3 separate regions of the Homo sapiens genome follow, and all the other regions are linked to region 1. A link is a contact called in ENCODE Hi-C or POLR2A ChIA-PET data. All regions are on one chromosome and are shown on one strand. The core of a region is the stretch at or near the end of the contact, and the rest is flanking DNA. Distances in the headings are between cores, read along the strand shown.

Evidence for each region. Hi-C counts contacts between places; a loop is a spot of excess contacts on that map. ChIA-PET counts read pairs that join two places held with the same protein, here RNA polymerase II (POLR2A). Pooled maps may share reads with other maps.
Region 2: a loop to region 1 is called in a map of tibial artery, with 7 times the contacts of the local background. The contact joins the promoter of ESAM here to the promoter of CHEK1 in region 1. A Hi-C loop is called at or near these places in 1 of 168 maps with a recorded cell type or tissue (tibial artery), 1 of 37 single-sample maps with no recorded cell type and 3 of 50 pooled maps. POLR2A ChIA-PET finds 5 or more read pairs at or near these places in 1 of 52 experiments (activated naive CD4-positive, alpha-beta T cell).
Region 3: a loop to region 1 is called in a pooled map, with 5 times the contacts of the local background. The contact joins the promoter of GSEC here to the promoter of CHEK1 in region 1. A Hi-C loop is called at or near these places in 5 of 50 pooled maps.

Annotation. Positions count from the first base shown.
Region 1 is chr11:125,623,839-125,626,544 of GRCh38, reverse strand. CHEK1 (checkpoint kinase 1) reads right to left here and starts at 1,382. Exons shown (of 13, transcript NM_001114122.3): 1 at 533-1,382. LOC118567325 (a long non-coding RNA gene) reads left to right here and starts at 651. Exons shown (of 1, transcript NR_170378.1): 1 at 651-1,408. RefSeq lists an enhancer at 707-1,216.
Region 2 is chr11:124,760,938-124,763,643 of GRCh38, reverse strand. It overlaps ESAM (endothelial cell adhesion molecule), which reads left to right and starts at 1,354. Exons shown (of 7, transcript NM_138961.3): 1 at 1,354-1,559. The coding sequence starts at 1,490. The region is part of intron 1 of ESAM-AS1 (ESAM antisense RNA 1); the gene reads right to left. RefSeq lists silencers at 566-615, 1,156-1,565 and an enhancer at 1,296-1,799.
Region 3 is chr11:126,354,276-126,356,981 of GRCh38, reverse strand. GSEC (G-quadruplex forming sequence containing lncRNA) reads left to right here and starts at 1,395. Exons shown (of 2, transcript NR_033839.1): 1 at 1,395-1,540. ST3GAL4 (ST3 beta-galactoside alpha-2,3-sialyltransferase 4) reads right to left here and starts at 1,296. Exons shown (of 11, transcript NM_001254757.2): 1 at 1,140-1,296. RefSeq lists enhancers at 338-487, 175-918, 919-1,660, 1,661-2,404 and a silencer at 1,078-1,457.

The sequences.
Region 1 (2,706 bases), core at 133-2,632:
CCAAGCACACCGAAGGTTGAAATTCTGCCCTCCTCAGGCCCCAGAGGAAATTAATTGTTGTTATGAAGAGGTGGGAGACAAATGCTTTCCGGCGAACGACTGGGGAAGGAGGAGGGAGAGGTGGGGGTCTGGGGAAGAGAGGAAGAGGATATAGGGAGCGGTATGGGGCAGAAAACGCCTGCGGCAGCGCCTCCTCCCAATTGCTCAATTCCAATTCCCATCCCCATCCACAGCCCCACCCGTCCCAAAGGCCGGGGCGGGGCCAAACTGCCCCCAGAGGCGAAAGGAAGGGCTGGGACTCTTCCTTGGGGTTCTTAGCTAGCAGCGGGTTAGTCCCTCCTGCCCCCGCCCCCACAACGGGAACCTCCTGGTACCATTCCTCCACCCTCCGAAACCGCCCCTCCGCAGGAGTCTCTCCAATCCCCTGCGCTAGTCAATGCTAACTTTCTCCCACCATGCCCTCCCTCACTAATCTAGACCCCGAACTCCTTCTTTAGAAACCTTCCCTACTCTACCGGCCGCCCTTCCTCACCGGACTGTCCTTTGCCCACCACTGCAGGAATCCAAATGCAGCGCTTTTCCCGCCAAAACTTGAGGGCGTCACGCTGCCGCAAACTCGCGCACCCGCGCCGTAAAGCAAGACAGCGCGCGTTCCCGTGTCCTGCCCCTCTGAATGTCGGCGGCTCCAAAAGGGTGACGTGGAGATGTTGCCGCTCCCGCCCAGGGCTGCTTTGCAGTCGGGGAGAGATCCTGGCTGAAGAGATTTAAGGACGGCGGACCGCATCGGCGCGAATTGAGCTCTGGGCCCAAATATGAAGTGGCATCCGGTGTGAGGCTCGACTGGGCGGTGCTCGAGCGCTGCTGGGGGAAGCCCAGGCCTCCAAGCCTCAGGGGCGCGCGACCGACCGCGCTGCGCTTCCAGGCGGGGCTGCGGGCTTCGCTCCTGGCCGCTCTGGGCCTGAAAGGCTGCACCGCCACCTGCGTGAGGCCACCGGACAGGACTGTGAGGATCACAGTCGGTGAAGCAGAGTGCTTTGTAAACCTCAGAGTGCGGTACTCGTGGTGCTGGAGCCGAGAAACCAGCAGCAGCTGCTGAGAGCCGACTGTGAAGAAATGGGAGGAACTCCGTGTTGGGAGCGAGAGGCTTCGAAAGAACTGGCCACGCAGTCAAGTGTGTGTGGCGGGGCAAGTTTCCCGGAGAAAGCGAGCAGTTTATGTTGGAGCTTGAAGTCAGGATAACCAGTTTTGCCTTTTTTCTGTGAACCAGCTCCAAAACAATGCTTTACTTCAGCCCGGTCTTTTTGCAGGAAGACCATCTGCTTAGCTTAGTTCTACAAACTTTTTCATTTTTAATGTGCAAAGAACAGGCGGGGAGAGCCAAAATAAATCTTACAACGCAAATTTAAAAGCTGCGTACGTCATTTAAGTGGAAAAGTAAATTCTGAGGAAAGAGACTCAAGAACAAAATAGGAAAAATGGAAATAAGTATTCTCTGACAGTAAACTAGACTGGAACTCAGGGATAGGCAGGATCATCTCCATTACATTCTCCAGCACTGGCCGGGCGCAGTGGCTCCTGCCTGTAATTCCAGCACTTTGGGAAGGCGAGGCAGGAGAATGGCTTGAGGCCAGGAGTTCAGGACCAGCCTGGGGAACATAGGGAGACCCCATCTCTACAAATAAAAAAATTTAGGAATTAGTCGGGCTTGGTGGTGTGTCCCTGTAGCCCTAGCTACTTGGGAGGCCTAAGCAGAACAATCGTTTGAGTCCAGGAGTTAGAGGTTAGTGAGCACTACTGCACTCCAGCCTGGGCAACAGCATGATTCCGTAGGAAAAAAACATATTTTTTTATATGTATATATTTTATATATATACATATATATTTTCTTAGTCCTTAAGACTGGGCCACATACAAACACTAAGCATAACTGGCTATTATGATAATAGTAAAGTGAAACAAGTATAAAATGTTACTCAAGGCCGGGGCCTGGTGGCTCACACGTGTAATCCCAACACTTTGGGAAGCTGAGGCGTATGGATCACCTGAGGTCAGCAGTTCAAGACCAGCCTGGCCAACATGGTGAAACCCCCGTCTCTACTAAAAATACAAAAATTAGCCGGGCACGATGGCGAGTGCCTGTAATCCCAGCTACCCAGGAGGCAGAGGCTGCAGTGAGCAGAGATTGTGCCACTGCACTCCAGCCTGGGCAACAGAGCAAGACTCCGTCTCAAAAACAAACAACCAACAACAAAAACACACATTTCTTTTAAAGAAGCAAAGTCAGGAACAAAAATCAAGGAAAAAACTCTTAAAATGCTTATGTGTATAGTTTTGAATCATGACATCACAGATTAGGCTTCATGTAATCTTTTTACAGTTTGTTGTTTTTGGAGACAGGGTGTGTTGCTCTGTCACCCAGGCTGGAGTGCAATTGGGCAGTCTTAGCTCACTGCAGCCTGGAACTCCTGAGCTCAAGTGATCCTCCTACCTCAGCATCCCAAGTCACTGGGATTACAGAAGCGAGCCACAGGGCCTGGTATAAAAATAAAAGCAAGTTTTTATATCATTTATCCCATTTTCTCTTGTTTCCTCACTGTGTGCTGAAAACAAAGAATACGAAGAGGAAGACCTGCAAATTTCCTGTGTGTCTGATGGAGTCTTTTTAGCCTGAAAAAAAAAAAAAAAAAGATATACAGACTCCAGCAG
Region 2 (2,706 bases), core at 105-2,604, 860 kb after region 1:
CACTGTATAGAAAAAGATCTTGTGTGAAGTGTGGGCCCAGGGACTACACTCTGTTAAAACAGCAAAACTATGTGCAGTAAATGGAATCCCGCAGGCCTGGCTGCTTTTCTTCCCAGACAGCTCTGCCCGCAGAGCGGGCAGCGTCAGGAATTCGTTGTTATGCTTTCTTCCCTCACTGACCTTTGCTGGGTGGTTGAGCTGTGCTGGGATGTTTGAAGCATTTTTTTTTTTTTTTTTTTTTTTTTTTTTTGGCTGTTGGACAGAAAAGCAAGAACAGGTGCGTGCCTTTCTGTAAGGGAGCGGCGGCCGCCAGAGGGCGCAGAGGTGCCTTTTGACCGAATGGCGCGGGAAGGGGGGCGTAAAATTCAATTCACAGCGACCAAGATCTAGTCTCGGGAATTAAAGGATCAGAGCGCGCCTGAGCCTTTCGCTGCGGGGATGGGAGGCACTGAAGATTTGGGGGATAAAGAAGAAACGGAGGGACTGTCCTGTCTTCCTTCCCGCAGCCGCCCCTCCTCCCCAGTCAGCATCAGGCCCGTACGCCGCTCATTTCAGGGGCTAAGCTGGGAGCAGCACGCACGTTGCCTCAGTTTCCTGCTCAGCTCCCGGGACTACCTTGTGCCAACCTTCCCTGCTCGGAGTATGAGGCACAGGCCGGGGTAATCCTCCAGCCTGGGCTGGGGTCTGCTGAACTCGCGGAGCGCTTTTTCCTGCCCGCGGGTGAAGATTCCCCGCTGGCGCGTCCCGGGGCGCCCTGGGCTCCCGCGCGACCTCTGCCGTCGCCCTCGCTGCCGCGCTCCGGTGGCCGCGCAGCCCCCGCCTCCAGGAAAGCCACAGATTCCCGCTGTGCCAGGGAGCCCGCGCGGCCGGCGCTCCGGCCTCTCCCTGCAGCTGGAAAACGCTGCTCCCCTCTTCCTCCTTCAGGAAGACCGCCCTGATTGGGCCGGGGATGCGGCACCCCCAAGTTTGGAGCCAGAGCCCAGGAGCGTTTACATGTCAGGTGTTACGGGTGGTTCTGACTTCGGATAGTCCCCAAATTTCCCACCCTTCCTGGTCACCCTTCCTATCCCACCCCGGCGGAAGGGAAGGTTACGGCTCAGGATAGTTCTGGAGCCTCCTCTTCCCCCTCTACTCGTACCTGGCTGGCTCGTGGGGCATCAGAGCTTACCTCACCCCTCCCTGCGTCCAGACCTGGAGGAGGCCGCAGGGTCCCGCCGTCCGCGCGCTGGGGGCGCCCCCGGGCGGCGGACCCCGCGCGCCCCGCCCGGGAGGACGGCGACCTCTCCGCCCCCTCGAATGCCCCGCCCCGCTGTCGCCGTCGGTCCCCACCCCGCCACCGGCACACAGGCGCGCAGACTTGGGCTGGAGCCGCCCTGGGTGTCAGCGGCTCGGCTCCCGCGCACGCTCCGGCCGTCGCGCAGCCTCGGCACCTGCAGGTCCGTGCGTCCCGCGGCTGGCGCCCCTGACTCCGTCCCGGCCAGGGAGGGCCATGATTTCCCTCCCGGGGCCCCTGGTGACCAACTTGCTGCGGTTTTTGTTCCTGGGGCTGAGTGCCCTCGGTGAGTGAAACCCGGACCTGGAGGGGACTTGGGATGCGGGATGGGGTGAGTTCGACCCTGAGGGAGAACTTTGGCCACTGCTGCGGAACTGGGTCCCACGACTCGCCCTCCTCCCCTGACCTCCTAATCCCACTCCAGGGCATCACTGGCTGGCGCTGACTTCTCGCTTTGTCGGGGACAGCCCCCAGTTTGGGTGTGGGGGCGGATGGCGGGGGGAGGTAAGGGCATCTCTCGGAAGACCTGGATACCTCTGGGGTGAGTTATCGGAACCATTCCTCACCCTGTCCACTCCCCACCCCCCACCCAGCAGAGCCGGATGAGCTGAGCCGCTAGATGAGACACTGGCTAAAGAGCTTAAGGACTTAACTCTAGCCCCCTCTCATCCCCGACCCCACATACAAGCTGATGAGGAAGATCCCCCGGGGAAATACCCCTGGTCCCCAGGCTTGACACACGCACTTCGTGTCAATTCCCCAGCGCAGATGCTCTCTCTTGCCCCCTCCTGCTTCCTGCCCTGGGAATCAAGGGAGGTGCCCCAAAAGGACGACCGTGAGGTCATTTGGGACACAGGAAATGGGGGAGGGGTTCAAACGCACAGAGAAACAGAATTGTGACCACCCCACCCCCCCAAGGCCCACCACCCTTATTGGTTTCCAGAGCCAAAGGGAAGAGGGGAAATTGGGAGGAGGGTGGCCAAGGGTCAGAGAGGAAGGGAACCTCCTTGGAGCAAGTGTTTGGGAAGTGTTGTAGGCCTCCAGGGGCGCTGGCTTCAGCTGAAGCTGGGGTGGCTCAGAACTCCATCTGGGAGAGGACCCGGCAGGACTAGGCCCTTTTAAACTATTTCACTTGCTGTCCCTCAGCTTTCTTGCCATCTCCCTTCAAGGATCTCGAATGGGAGTGAAGGGTGGGTTTAGCTATATTGACTTTAACTCATTTCTCAGGTTGGAGGATGTCAGGACAAGTAAGGCCTGGGAAGCTGTAGAGTGAAATTCTACAATGATGGGGACAGAGATGAGGATCACCAGTGTCCCCTTTAGCATGTTCTGTGCCCCACAGGTGTCGGGGCATGCAATATTATAGTCCTTGGACAAAATGAGTCTCAAGTACAGCCCCCCAGGCCACACCAAGGCCACAAGTAGCCTTCTGT
Region 3 (2,706 bases), core at 146-2,645, 730 kb before region 1:
CTTAGCATATATCAACTCATTTAAAATCCCCCTGGCAGATGCCAGGGCCAGGACCTAGAGGAGGTGGAGTCTGTAGGACGGGTCCGGCACAGCTCAGGAGACAGTGACACGGGTGTGTGTCTCTTGTGAGAACTCAGCCTGTACCAGGCCTGTTCCCAAAGTTCAAAAAGAATGAGTCCGCCTGAGCCTGGCTTCCACGCGGTACCCGCCTCCGGCGGTGGAAAGTACAGGCTTCCCCAAGAGGCCTGTGGGGGGTGCCAGCTTGTGGGTGGCCATGAGGTCAGACAGGGCACAGCTGGGCACCCGAACACTGCCTACACTCCCAGCCTTCTGGCAGCAGTTCCCTTAAGCCAGGCCCTCAGGACCCAGGCTGGGGAGCAGAGGAAGCAGCCACAGTAGGTCAGGCCTCAAGCTGCCCAGACAGAGCCTCCCCCCAGGACTGGGAATGGAGGGGCAGTGCTGGCAGACATGTTGGCAGTTCTGGGCTGGCCGGGAGGTCCCTGCCAGCCAGGTCCCCGAGGAAACACCCACAGCAGACAGCTGAGCCCACTCCCCCCATCGCATCCCTCCCACTGCTCACCACCCATGCAGCCCTGAGGCACAGTGGCCTAGGCCTGACGACCCCCATAACGTGGCCCTAGGACCCTGGGCACAGCCGGCCTCCCACTGACAACTCCACCTTTGGGTCCTGCTCAGCGACCTTGCGACTCCTGCACACAGGCGGACCCCGCAAAGCCTGTCACCTCCAGCACAGTCAGCTCCCAAGTGCTGGACCTGACCGGGGTAGTTGTGGGAGAAACCATCGCTCGAGGATGCTGGAGGTGGGGGCCGCCGCTTCAGTCCGGGCGCAGGGCTGGGGGATTGGGGGCGGAAACTTTCCGCAGAACTGTCCCGCTTGCTCACTCCAAGGGAACGGAGAGGATCCGGCTTCCCGCGAAAATCTGGTCCAGGGAAAGGGACCCCGGAAAGCAGCTCCGCAGGGCTGTGGCAGCCCCACCCCGACCCGCGCTGCGCCCACGTGCAGGGCCCGACCCCCTCCGGGAGGCGCGGCGCCGGCTGGGGTCAGGCGGCCGAGGACCCCGCGGCTCCCCGCCCCGCCCCGCCCCGCGGGCCCCCGCGCACCGCCGCCGCGTACTCACCCTCACGGGTGGAGCGGGGCGGGGCAGCACGGTTCCGCGCGCAGCTCCGATCCGCTAGGCGCACCGACCGGCGGCGCAGCGCTGGCGCGACGGCTCGACTCGGCCGGGTCCCTGTCCCGGGCGCGGGTCCGGCCTGGGAGCGGGCGAGTCCGCCTGCAGGGGAGGCGGGGACCCGGGCCCGGGTTGGGGGCGGGGAAGGGGCTGGACACGCTTGCGCACACGGCGGCCCGACTCCCAGGAGCTCCCGGGAGGGGTAGAAAGGGCGGGGTGGAGGAGGGGGAAGGGCGGGGGTGATGCCGCGCGGTCGCAGGCTTGGGATGGTGTTCGCGCCTCCGAGACCCGGACAGAGGCAAGCAGGGGCGCCGTGGGTGCCAGAGAGGCGGAAGAGGAGGCCTGATGGGGTGAGCACAGGGCCAGGGCAGGCACTGCCTGTGAATGGCGCCAGGGTGGGTATGCCCAGCGCAGCCAAGGCGCTCGCTCCCGGGAACAATGAGAATCAAGAAAGGGTGCAGTGCTCTATCCCACGGGGAACGGTGTCCTTCCCTCACTGGGGAAACTGGGGCAGGGTCCTGTTCCGGGAGCCTATGCTTCCCGTGCCCCATGCACGCAAGGCAGCCAGTCAGTCCCCTGGGCCCAGACGTGGGCCCTTCCTCTGCTTCGGTTGGGGCCTGCTGCCCCTAAACTGCTCTCTCTGCACCCCTCACTTGCATACTCTTTATCTTGGCCTCAGAAAGTTTCTCAGTTTCCTTTCCGTTATTGAAGGCGCCAGGCATCCTGTCTCCAGGAAGAAACCCCTGGGCCCCTGACCCTGGTTCTTTGGACCCAGGCATCCCCCCAAATAAACCTGGGAACTGCCCAGGCTGAAGAACAGTTCAGAAGTCACCCTACAGGACAATCCACAGCCCCTTAGGCCAGTCCCTTTCACAGGTCAGCACAGTGTTTCCGGAGCCCCACGTATCAACAGCCCAGTGCCGGGAGCGCCAGGGGCTCCAAGGAAACTATCAGACCCATTCCCTGTCCCCAGGAAGCTTACCATCCAGCGGCACAGAGAAGGCTCACCATGGACTCCATTCAAGAACGAGGCAGGATAGGATGTGAATAAGTGCAAGGTGTGAGTGACTGACAGTAAGTGCAAGGGGGTTCAGAGAAGTGGCAGCTCCAAGCCTGCTTCTGCTGAAGCTGGAGGGCTTATCTGTCAAGAACCCCCAACTCAGGAAGCTCTGCTCCAAGTGAGCTGAGTAAGGAGAGTCTGCCTCCAAGTTGTTCCTCTGCAGGTGACTGTGCTCCATGCTAAATCATTCCTTGCACGGGCAGAAGCTGTTTGGCATTGCACCAGTGTCTGATTTTGTTTGAATATGGTGCCTTTGGCTTAATCAGTCAGACATGCATTCAACAACTATTTATTTATTTATTTATTTATTTATTTATTTATTATTTTGAGACAGAGTCTCGCTCTGTCGCCAGGCTGGAGTGCACTGGCGTGATCTTGGCTCACTGCAACCTCTGCCTCCCGGGTTCAAGTGATTCTCCTGCCTCAGCCTCCCGAGTAGCTGGGACTACAGGCGCG